Regions from separate parts of the Homo sapiens genome. Here region 2 is linked to region 1. A link is a loop called in an ENCODE intact Hi-C map of the cell type or tissue named here. Cell type or tissue: breast epithelium. All regions are shown on one strand. Each heading gives the region's core, and the rest is flanking DNA. Links, peaks and the distances in the headings are about the cores only.

Evidence for each region. A loop is a pair of places that touch in the nucleus more often than their neighbours do. Peaks named below come from ENCODE experiments on the same cell type or tissue, not always from the same donor. Only the 100,000 strongest peaks of a DNase experiment are listed, where the experiment ranks them.
Region 2: a loop joins it to region 1, with 19 times the contacts of the local background. A loop is called at or near these places in 3 of 110 quality-filtered maps.

Annotation. Positions count from the first base shown.
Region 1 is chr21:32,296,410-32,301,774 of GRCh38, reverse strand. MRAP (melanocortin 2 receptor accessory protein) reads right to left here and starts at 2,920. Exons shown (of 3, transcript NM_001379228.1): 1 at 2,698-2,920. The coding sequence starts at 2,803. It overlaps LOC124905009 (a long non-coding RNA gene), which reads left to right and starts at 3,005. Exons shown (of 2, transcript XR_007067843.1): 1 at 3,005-3,689. In breast epithelium, for the core only: no CTCF peak of the experiment used is centred there; no DNase peak of the experiment used is centred there.
Region 2 is chr21:32,355,895-32,361,276 of GRCh38, reverse strand. URB1 (URB1 ribosome biogenesis factor) reads left to right here. Exons shown (of 39, transcript NM_014825.3): 13 at 154-270; 14 at 1,369-1,481; 15 at 3,621-3,740. Among named protein-coding and RNA genes, the nearest start is that of SNORA80A, 19 kb to the left of the region's middle. In breast epithelium, for the core only: a CTCF peak has its summit at 1,306; DNase peaks (open chromatin) are centred at 1,422 and 3,126; H3K27ac peaks cover 908 bases.

The DNA.
Region 1 (5,365 bases), core at 1-5,000:
CAGTTCTTCTTAACCCATAACTAAAGGGAAGCAGATATATTGACCTGAGAGGTAAATAATAGAGCATTAAGCCAGGCACTACTCAAGGGAAATCAGCCCATCCTACTCTCTGAAAGGGAGCATTAGGCTGGTATCTGGAGACTCACTATGTTAGAATAATCTGTATTGCTGCTGTAAGATTGATTTTCTTCTAAGCTTAGCCTCGGAAAAGGGCACAGATGAAGATCAAACATGTAATTAGTCAATTCAGGCAGGGCCTCAGGAAACAGGCATGGCAGCTTCTGCTTCTGGGGAGACCTCAGGAAACTTACGATTATGGCAGAAGGCAAAGGGGGAGCCAGCACTTTCCATGGCCAGAGCAAGAGGAAGAAAGAGGAGATGGCACACACATTTAAACAACCAGATTTCCTAATAACTCACTCACTATCATGAGAAAGCACCAAGGGCATGGTGCTAACCCACACATCACACATCAGAGCATAAGCACAAACATTTTACAATCCATCCTAATTGGGCCAGGCGTGGTGGCTCACGCCTGTAATCCCAGCACTTTGGGAAGGTGAGGCAGGTGGATCACAAGGTCAGGAGATCGAGACCATCCTGGCTAACACGGTGAAACCACGTCTCTACTAAAAATACAAAGAAATTAGCCATCATATATCATATGATATATGATATCATATACGATATATCATGATATATATGGATATATGATATGATATATATCATATGATATATTTGATATATCTGATACATATGCGATATATCATCATATCATATATCATGATATATGAAATATGATACATCTTTGAAATCATGATATATCATTGATATGACATACACGATATATCATGACACATAGACACATGACGCCCCGACATAGGATGCATGACACCCGACATAGGACGCATGACGCCCCTGACATAGGGCGCATGACATATCCGACATAGGACACATGACGCCCCTGACATAGGATGCATGACACATCCGACATAGGAGGCATGACGCCCCTGACATAGGACGCACGACACACTGACATAGGACGAATGACGCCCCGACATAGGACGCATGACGCCCCTGACATAGGACGCGTGACACATCCGACATAGGACGTGTGACGCCCCCGGCATAGGACGTGTGACGCATCTGACATACGACGCGTGACATATCCGACATAGGACGTGTGACGCCCCTGACATGACGTGTGAAACATCTGACATAGGACACGTGACGCATCTGACATGCGACGCATGACGTGACATAGGATGCGTGACACATCCGACATAGGACGCATGGCGCCCCTGACATAAGACGTGTGAAACATCTGACATAGGACGCATGACGCATCCGACGCAGGACGCGTGATGCATCCGACATAGGATGCGTGACGCCCCTGACATAGGATGTGTGACATCTGACATAGGACGCGTGACGCCCCTGACATAGGATGCATGACACATGACGCATCTGACATACGACGTAATCCCAAAGTGCTGGGATTACAGGCATGAGCCACCATGCCTGGTCTGCGTTTACTTTTTCTGTGTGTGTGTGGAGATGGGATCTCACTGTGTTGCCCAGGCTGGCCTCGAACTCCTGGCCTCAAGTGATCCTCTCTAGTTGGTGGGATTACAGGCGTGAGCAATTGCACCCAGCCCTGCATTTACTGTTTGACAGACAGTATGTGATTATAGTGAGTGAAAACCCAAGGAAGCTAAGACTTCCTACGGGATAGGTAGCGCATGGGTTTCCAGGGCTGAGACCCAATCTTCCCAGGCTTTGTTTTTGTTTTGTTTCTCATGCTCACTTCCGCATCTAATTTGTCATTGTGATCAAGTAGCTGGACTCCTCAGAGAAGATTGTCCACACATGCCACGTTAGCCAAGAGATAAGGAACCCGAGGGCAGATGAGCAAAAAGAAGTGAAGTCATGCTGGTTTGTCCTTGCTGAGACTATGAAGATTAAACGTATGTTGGCATTTTAGTAAAAATCATTAAATCTGCATTTTAGGGATGGAGAGAATAACTGTCCCAAATCTAAATACAGACAGTGGAAAAGGCAAATCTTTAATTTGAGGAAACTCGCTCAGCTTATTGGAGCCCCAAACAAATTAAACAAGAAATCTATCTTTAAAAGAATATTCTCGCCAGGCACGGTGGCTCACACCTGTAATCCCAGCACTTTGGGAAGCCGAGATTGGGGGATCACTTGAGGCCAGGAGTTCCAGACCAGCCTGGGCAATATAACATGTCTCTATAAAAAAATACACAAAATTAACCAGGCGTGGTAGCATGTGCCCATAGTCTCAGTTACTTGGGAGGCTGAGGTAGGAGGATTACTTGACCCAGGGCAGTCGAGGTTGCAGTGAGCTATGGTCACGCCACTGCACTCCAGCCTAGGCAACAGAGCTAGACCCTATCTCCAAAATAAAATAAAATAAAGTAAAAAATAAAAATTCTGCTTCCAAAGTGTCTTCGTGACTTAGCAGGTTAATTCCAAGCTTATTACAGAAGTTAGCAAATACAGTTTCTCTCCCAGCCCCATTCATTTATATCTATGAGTGAACTGGCCACATTCCTGCTTTCCCATGATGTCTACCGGAGTTAATAAGTGAATGCAGAGAAAGCCGGGAGTGCCCAGTCATTTGGGCCCCGGCCCCCAGCCTCTGTCTGACCGGCTTCCCTAGTTCAGACTTACGTTTGTGGGCTTTCAGCTTCTTCTCGTCCACGGGAATGAGGTCCAGATAGTCCAGGTAGTATTCATAGCTGTAGTATGGGGCAGAGGCGTTGGTCCCGTTGGCCATGTCTGTGGCACTGGGCAGTCAGCGTCCGGGCCGGCAGCCTCGCCTCGAGCCAGGCGCCAAGCCCCTGGGAGGAGACTGCCTCACTGATTTCTGCAGGAATCGTCCAAGTGTGTCTGTGGGTCTCTAGGCTCAAGGTCTGCCCACTTATCAGAGCTATTTGGCTGGAAGAAAGGTCAGGGGGGTGTGTCTCACAACGCCAGCATCCAGCAGAGCTTCCCATCTGCCCCTTCTTGATAAAACTCCAAAGCACACAGAGCAGAGAGGCAGGAGAACGGCTTTCCAGGGCAGCCCTAGGATCCCTCTCTGTGTGAGGACAGGGAGCTGGGCGGGAAATAGTCGCCCAGGGCCCCTTAGAAGATGCCCAATAGGGCTGGAAAGACAATCGCTTTTTGTCTTAAATACTTGAAAAGTTAAAAGAACCAAAATGTAAGCCCGACAGTGCCCTTGACTTACATTTAAGCAATTCTGGATGCTATTGAGCAACCACCAAACTGCTGGCTTAGATTCAATATCTGAGGGCAGAAATCGAGTGATGCCAGCCGTGAACTTGTAAACCTCTGTCATGTACTCATAGCCAGTTAATTAAAACCAAAAGAGAGCCCCCTGCCCCAACAGAGTGCACCTCTCCACTTATATCTAAGCCCCCCAAGAACCAACCAGCCGGCTGCATTTGTTCAGACTCAAAAGGCTGTTTATCTCTGACACAACCCCATGTGGTCCAAGCTCTTGGGAAATAGAGTCCACTCAGCTCTTGGCTGATACCACACGTGACGCAGATTCTTCTGGGTTTCTGTAGAGCTTGACTCCAAATTATACACCCTCCTCTGAGATCCTCAGACACTAACAAGAGGAACATTCTGAACATCTGGAATGAGCAGGACCACAGGTGAGAGGAACCCTAGAATTTAGCCTTTGAGAATTAGGAGGCCAAAACACACGGCTTACATGGCCTTTCCCTCCAATACGCCCAGCTTTCTTGTGTTCTTGATTCAGGTCTACAGTATCAGAGTAAACCTGGGTATTGACAGTGTAGACAGTCCACCCAGATAACTTGAGCCCCTCCGCTGGTTTTGCTGAGGCCTGCCACGCCTGAGGCATTCCTTGGGGAGCACTTTGAGGGTAGTTCAGTTGACCAGAAGGGGAGGAATGAGGCTCTTGTGTTTCCCAAGTGAGGGGCAAAATATCTACTTGAAAAGTAAAATAAAACCTCTGCTCCCGCTACACCGTACATTTCTGACGCCAGACTTGTGGGCTTTTCCATACCAAGCAATTTCCTATTCTTGGTAGACACTCGCTGGGTGTCCTACAATGTAACTCAATCCTGACACTATGTCATTTGCTAGAATGGCTCACACACAGAACTCAGGTCAAACAGTTCACTTACTAGATGACTGGTTTGTCATAAAAGAATACAACTCAGGAACAGCCACGTGGAAGAGACACATGGGGCAGGGTGTGGGAAAGGGCACGGATTTTTCCACGCCTGATCCAGGTGCACACCCTCCCAGCACCTCAATGTGTTCACCAACTTGGAAGTTCTCTGAAGCCCCTTGAGGAGGGTTTTTGTAGGGTTTTATCATGTGCTATGCCATCTAGATGATTATTATATTCCATTATGTGGGCACCATTGATGAAATCACTGGCTATCAGTGAATGAACTCAATCCCCAGCCTCTCTCCCCTTTCCAGGGTGGGAGTGAACATTGCAACCCTCTAATATATGGTTGGTTCCTCTGACAACTAGCCCCCACCTCATTGGCATAAACTCAGGTAGAGTTGAAAGTGGCTTATGCTGATTAACAGAAGATGCTTCTCTTACCCCATTACTCAGATATTGCAAGTTTTATGAGTTCTGTGCTACCAGGGACAAAGATCAAATACAGTCAAATGCTGACTAATAATGCTTCCATCAATGACCAGCTCCATATAGAACAGTGGTCACATAAGATTATAATGGAGCTGAAAAATTCCTATCACTAGTGACACCGTAGCCAACATAACATCATTGCACATTTACTTTATTTTATAAATAAATTTAGTATAGGCTAAGTGTGGTGCTTATAAAGTCTACAGTAGTGTCCAGTAATGTCCTAGGCCTTCGCATTCACTCACCACTCCCTGCCTCATGCAGGGCAACTTCCAGGCCTGGAGGCTTCATTCATGGTAAGGGCCCTATACAGATGTACTATTTTTAAAAAAATCTTTTATAGTGTATTTTTACTGTACTTTTTGTATGTTTAGATATGTTTATATCTAACACTAATAATATCATAATACTATCATAAATCCTTACCATTGTGTTATAATTGCCTACAGTATTCAGCATAGTAACAATAGGTTTATAGCCTTGGAGACAATAGGCTAGGCCGTTCAGCCGAGGTGTGTGGTAGGCTGTGCCCTCTAGATTCGTGTAAGTAGACTCTCTGATGTTCACACAATAACGAAATCACCTAGCGATGCAATTATCACAATGTAACCCCGTTGTGAAGTGACACATGACTCTACATGTTTCTTATATCAAAATATCACAAAGACATCCCCCACACCATGCACCCACCTGTGT
Region 2 (5,382 bases), core at 112-5,111, 59 kb before region 1:
GCAGTGTGGTGCCACACTTGGTTCAGCTGCTCAAGGACAAAGAACCAGTATGTTTTCTAATTCAAGCTATTTTCTTTCTTTCTTTCTTTCTTTCTTTCTTTCTTTCTTTCTTTCTTTTTTCTCTTTTTCTTTCTTTTTCTTTTTTTTGTGCAGATGATGCAGAAACCATTCTTTTGAAAGCTGTTTTGCTCCAGGTCATATGCCTCTACCAGAAGGTGGTCCCCCACGTGGTCATGCAGTACAACTTTGACTTCAGCAAGCTCCTGAAAGGTGGGTTTCAAGGTCTTGCAGACAAGCCGCCACTGTTGCTGCCAATAAACCAGAGCAGAGCCCTGCAGCCAAGAATCAGGAAGGCTGGTGGACGGTTGGCTGCGTGCTCATCCGTCAGCCTGAGAAATTGTACTTGCATCAGTATTTTTTAAATAGCTGGTCTTCCTTAAGTAAATATCAGATGAACACCTGGTAGCAGTGAGAACAATGGAAGAAGCCAGCCAGCTTCTGAGTGCTGAGCAACCTACATGAATGGCCCACAAATCCGATCATGTGACGTTAACTCTAAAGTCACTTTTCAAGGGAGCAGGGTTGCAGAGGGTGTAGCAGAAATGAGGGGCCTGCAGAAGGGACATCCTGTTTATGCAGAGACACTTTTGACATAGTTACTTCATCTTTTACCCCACTGAGTCAGGTTCAAACTTGTAAAAGTAACAATGCTTGTCTGGTCATGTTTCCTGGATGGTAAAGTTTGTCTGATCCACTTTATAATTGGGCCTATGGGAGAAGACTTGCAAAAATATCATTCTTGGAATTTATATGAGCTATTGAAATACTCCTTTTCAAAAGCTGCAATTCACTTTTTAATCATTTGAAGGTGAAAAGTTCTCTTTGCTGTGGAAATATGAAATTTACTAGAATGTGGCCATTTAGTATTTGGTAGCAAAGGAGAAGCCCAGAGAGCCGGCTAGAGGATGAGAACCCAATCTCAGGTGCAGGTGGCTGCAGTCTCTGTCCACAAAATGCTTGCTGTCTGGGGAGTCAGGGAGAATGTTAGCGAGAGCCTACCCCTGGAGGGCACTTGGTGGGTGCCTGATTCCAGCTGTTTGGGGTCAGTGTGGGCTGTGTGGCATGGGAGGGCTTCTTCAGGCAAGTGGGATTTGGGCTTTTTGTTGGAAGATTTGGACAGACCAGGGCGTGGGGGTACATCAGGCGAGATGTGCCATGTGAGGGTGAGCACAGGACAGAGAAACAGAACCCTGCATCCACCCTTTTTCTTTCTCCATGGTGAGTTCCTTGTCCTTCTGGCCAGGGCAGCAATTGTTGGGCACCCACGTCCATGTGACTTTTTTCAGCCTGCCTCTTTTTCACCCATAGGTGTCATCTCTGAGCAGGGCCTTCGAGAGGAGGTGCCTCCCATTCTGCAGCACCACATGCTGAAGGTGGCCCTGGAGCTGCCGGCCAGCAAGTTTCTGTGGTTAAAGGCACAGGTAGGAAGCAGAACTCCCAGTCTTCTGCCCTAAGCTTACCTGCTGGGCCGGGTGGCTTCTTGGCCTGATGAATTGCTAATTGGCTCAGAACCTGACGGGGCAAGACGGAAGAGGTTAACAGTTCTCATTTTAGAGAGACCCACAGCAGAGGTCCTGATTCATGAACCAGGAGGCCTGGGAACCTGCTTGCTTTTGTAAAATATGGTGCTTAACATGTCCTTGCTGCAGATACATTGCTGGGTCCAGGGAGTTTCTTGTTTATCTCAACTGTTTTACATTTTACATTTTTCTCATTTTTAAATAATAAACAAAATAAAATACATTCCTTTTCTTTTGTCCTCATCCTGGAAGAATTAAAGACGAGATGAGAATAGATAACCAAGTCAGGAGAGGGTTGAGGCTGGTGGAAGAATCAGTAGACATTGCCAGCATTTTTTTCTAGGTCTTTAATAAAATATCTACCAGAACTTTTTGGAGAACATAATGTTAAATCATAAAGGGAAGCTCAGGATGCCACATATATTTATGCTGGGCTTAAGCCCAGGATGCTGCATCATTTCTATGCAAAGAGGAGGAGGGAACATTATCAAGCAAAATTAATCATTGTCCAAGTGTTTCTTATAATCTGAGCTGATGTACTTTTTAATGACTTAGATCTTATATGGAACCAGTAGTATGGAAATGTATGTTGGCATTTCTACACGCGACATTTCCAGGAAGACTTAAGAATGCTGTGCCTCTGGGACTATGTGTCTCTCCCTCGAGTCCCCGTTCTGAGGCTTCCCTGCATCGTAGCTGAGGATCATTCTTACTGAGAACTTACTCGCATGCTGGGCAGGTTACGGGTGCTTCATGTGGCTGCTCGTTTCACGTTACTTAAAGACAAGGCAGCTGGGCACAGTGTGTCAGAACCTTCTGCAGGGTCCTGTCCATGAGTGGTGGGTCCAGGATGGGACCCAGGCGGTGCTGCCTAGAGCTCTGCTTGCCACCATTCCACTGAGATGTGAGTTCATTGCCACCAGTCCTGGGGAGGTGACAGGCTCGGGCATTGCTGATTGGTTTTCACTCCAGCTCAACTAGGCTCATGGGATCTTGATAATTTAGTTGGAAAGTGAACAGAGGCCTCATAATTTGAAAGAGCTGGTGTGAATTTATATCCTGCGCCCCACCTTATGCTTATATCTGCTGGCTCTGCCTAAGCTAACCAGCACCTCACCATTTTCAGGGTTGTCCTCATTGCCAAGGGCTGTAGTGAGACACACAGGCTCAGTAGAGTTTGAATTGGGGATCTGGAGCTCCATGTACTTGTTGAAGACTTGTTCAAAGCCCAAAAGCCTTTTGAGGAGGATAAATTATGCATAAGCAATCCGTTCTATCAGCACTGGCATCGTGATGAAAGTAACAAGGACATCATTTGATGGACTCAGACAGCCTGGGGTCCCTCCTGCTCACCATCCACCAGACAGCACAGCATCTGCCTTGGTTCCCAGTAAACAGCCAGGTGCCTTCCCAGTGCCTCAGTTTCCATATATGTAAAATAGGGTAGCAGCTGTACCCACCTCACAGGGGTGTTGGGAGGATTCAGTGAGTCAGTGTAAGCTGGGCCCCTGGGACGGCTCCAGCACAGGAACAGGGCTACCTGTGCTTACTCTTGCTACTCTTCCTGCCAAATTGTGGTTAAAATGAGATGAGGTAAGGACCTGGCAGCATACTGTGTGTTCAGCAAGTGATGGCTCCTGCTACGTTATGTTTTGTTTTTTGTTTTTGGAGATGAAGTCTCACTCTGTTGCCCAGGCTGGAGTGCAGTGGCGTCATCTGGACTCACTGCAACATCTGCCTCCTGGGTTCAAGTGATTCTCCTGCCTCAGCCTCCCAAGTAGCTGGGACTATAGGCATGCACCACTATGACTGGCTAATTTTTGTATTTTTTAGTAGAGACAGGGTTTCGCCATGTTGGCCAGGCTCGTCTCCAACGCGTGACCTCAGGTGATCTGCCCACTTTGGCCTCCCAAAGTGCTGAGATTACAGGTGTAAGCCACCACGCCTGGCCCCATGGTATGTTTCTAATATATAACTATATATTAAAATTATATATGTAATTATATATACTAAAAATACGTAATATTGTTTAAACTCTAGGAAGGCCCAGATGCAGAAATTATTGGAGGTGAACGATCAGTATTTTACTTACTAATGAAAATGTTTGTGACCAGTAGCCATTTACAACTGAAGTCATTGACCAAACTTCTGATCATGAAGGTGAGCATTTTCTACCAGTTTCTAACTCTGAAAAGCATTTTGTATAGATCTTCCTTATGGTAAGTGTTTAGTTAACAGTTATTGAATTCAGGAGGTATTGGAATTGTTTTTAGTTTTAAAATAGAAGGTTTTATGGCAGTTTAATTTATTGTGTCTTACACTTAGCTACATTCCTGGGAGGCAGCCTGGTGCATTGGAAAAATGTTTTTTTTTTTTTTTTTTAGGTAGGTCATTTCTAGCTTGTTGTAGGCTCAATACTAAATTTTGGCTTCTTGGTGTTTATTAGGCAGTGCCTCTTTCCTCCTTCTCAGGCTCTGGCGTTATCCAGGGCTTTCAGCCTTTTTGCCAGAATCCATCACCCACAGCACATGGGTCATCAAAGCCAGTGGAAGAGAATAGGAATTTATTTCCTTATCTTGTTTTGTCCTTGATACTCATGTTTCCAGAGCTATGTCAGGTCTTATGATAGCAGTAGGACATCTAGTCCTCATTTCTGCTCTGCAACAAACAGCTTGGGGGATGCACTATGTTTAGGGTACAGAGGTTTGACCTTTCACTTTTATTTGAAATGCTGATAACCTTGCTACACTTACAGCCTTCTCTCTTGAGCTGCTTAAAGAATGTGGCAGTCTAAGTCTTGACCTCCATAGGTTGCCATTTCCTTCCAGGTAGTGCAGTTGTGAACCTGACCCCAGCCAGATTTCGTGATCACTGACTGCAAATAGGTGAAATTGGCACAGTCAGGCTTTCCTTTGGTGCATGCTGTTGCAGGGCTCTGTGCCGTGAGGCCTCTTAGACTCTGAGTTTCTGCTTTCAGACCATTTAGGGAAATCATTTCGTCACTTCTGCACATTCAAGTCCTGCCTCATACCAGTTTCTCTTCTGTTGGAATAGTGAGTCTTGAGGTCTGCATTTGAAGTGATATGATGTGACTGGCTCGTGACCTTGGAGAATTTCATACAGGCTAAGGGTTGAGTAGCTGTGAGGGGTCAAGTTTTACACATTTACCTGGGTCTTTGTGAAAATCCAGAGGTCTTTGGCTCCTAAGTAGCAGCCAAATTTTTTCCCTTCTTTTTATTTAGGAAATGAGGATAAACGATGAGTAGCCTTGAGAGAAGGGATCATATTGTCTTTTTTGTTTGTTTGAGACAGGCTCTCGCTCTGTCATCCACGCTGCTGTGCACTGCTACAATCACGGTTCACTGCCATCTTGACCTTCTGGGCTCAAGTGATCCTCCCAACTAAGCCTCCTGAGTAGCTAGGGCCACATGTGTGCGCACCACCACTAACCCGGCTACTTTTTTAATTACTATTTGCTGTAGAGGCAGAGTCTCAACTATGTTGCCTCCGCTGATCTCAAGCTCCTGAGCTCAAGCAATTCTCACACCTCAGTCTCCTGAAGTGCTGAGATTACAGGCATGAGCCCCTATGCCTGGCCAGATTATATTGTCTTTGAGAGAGCATAGAATGATTTGCTTGTTTCCCTCAACAATTGGGGATGTTATGTTGAAAGACTAACTTTCAGAGAAAAATGGGATGAAACTTTCACCCCCTGCGTGCTCCTTGGGCGTGTGGTGCTGGAGCACAATGAAACTGCTTGACCTCCGACAGAAAGTGGGTCCTGTAGGCTGGGTGTGGTGGC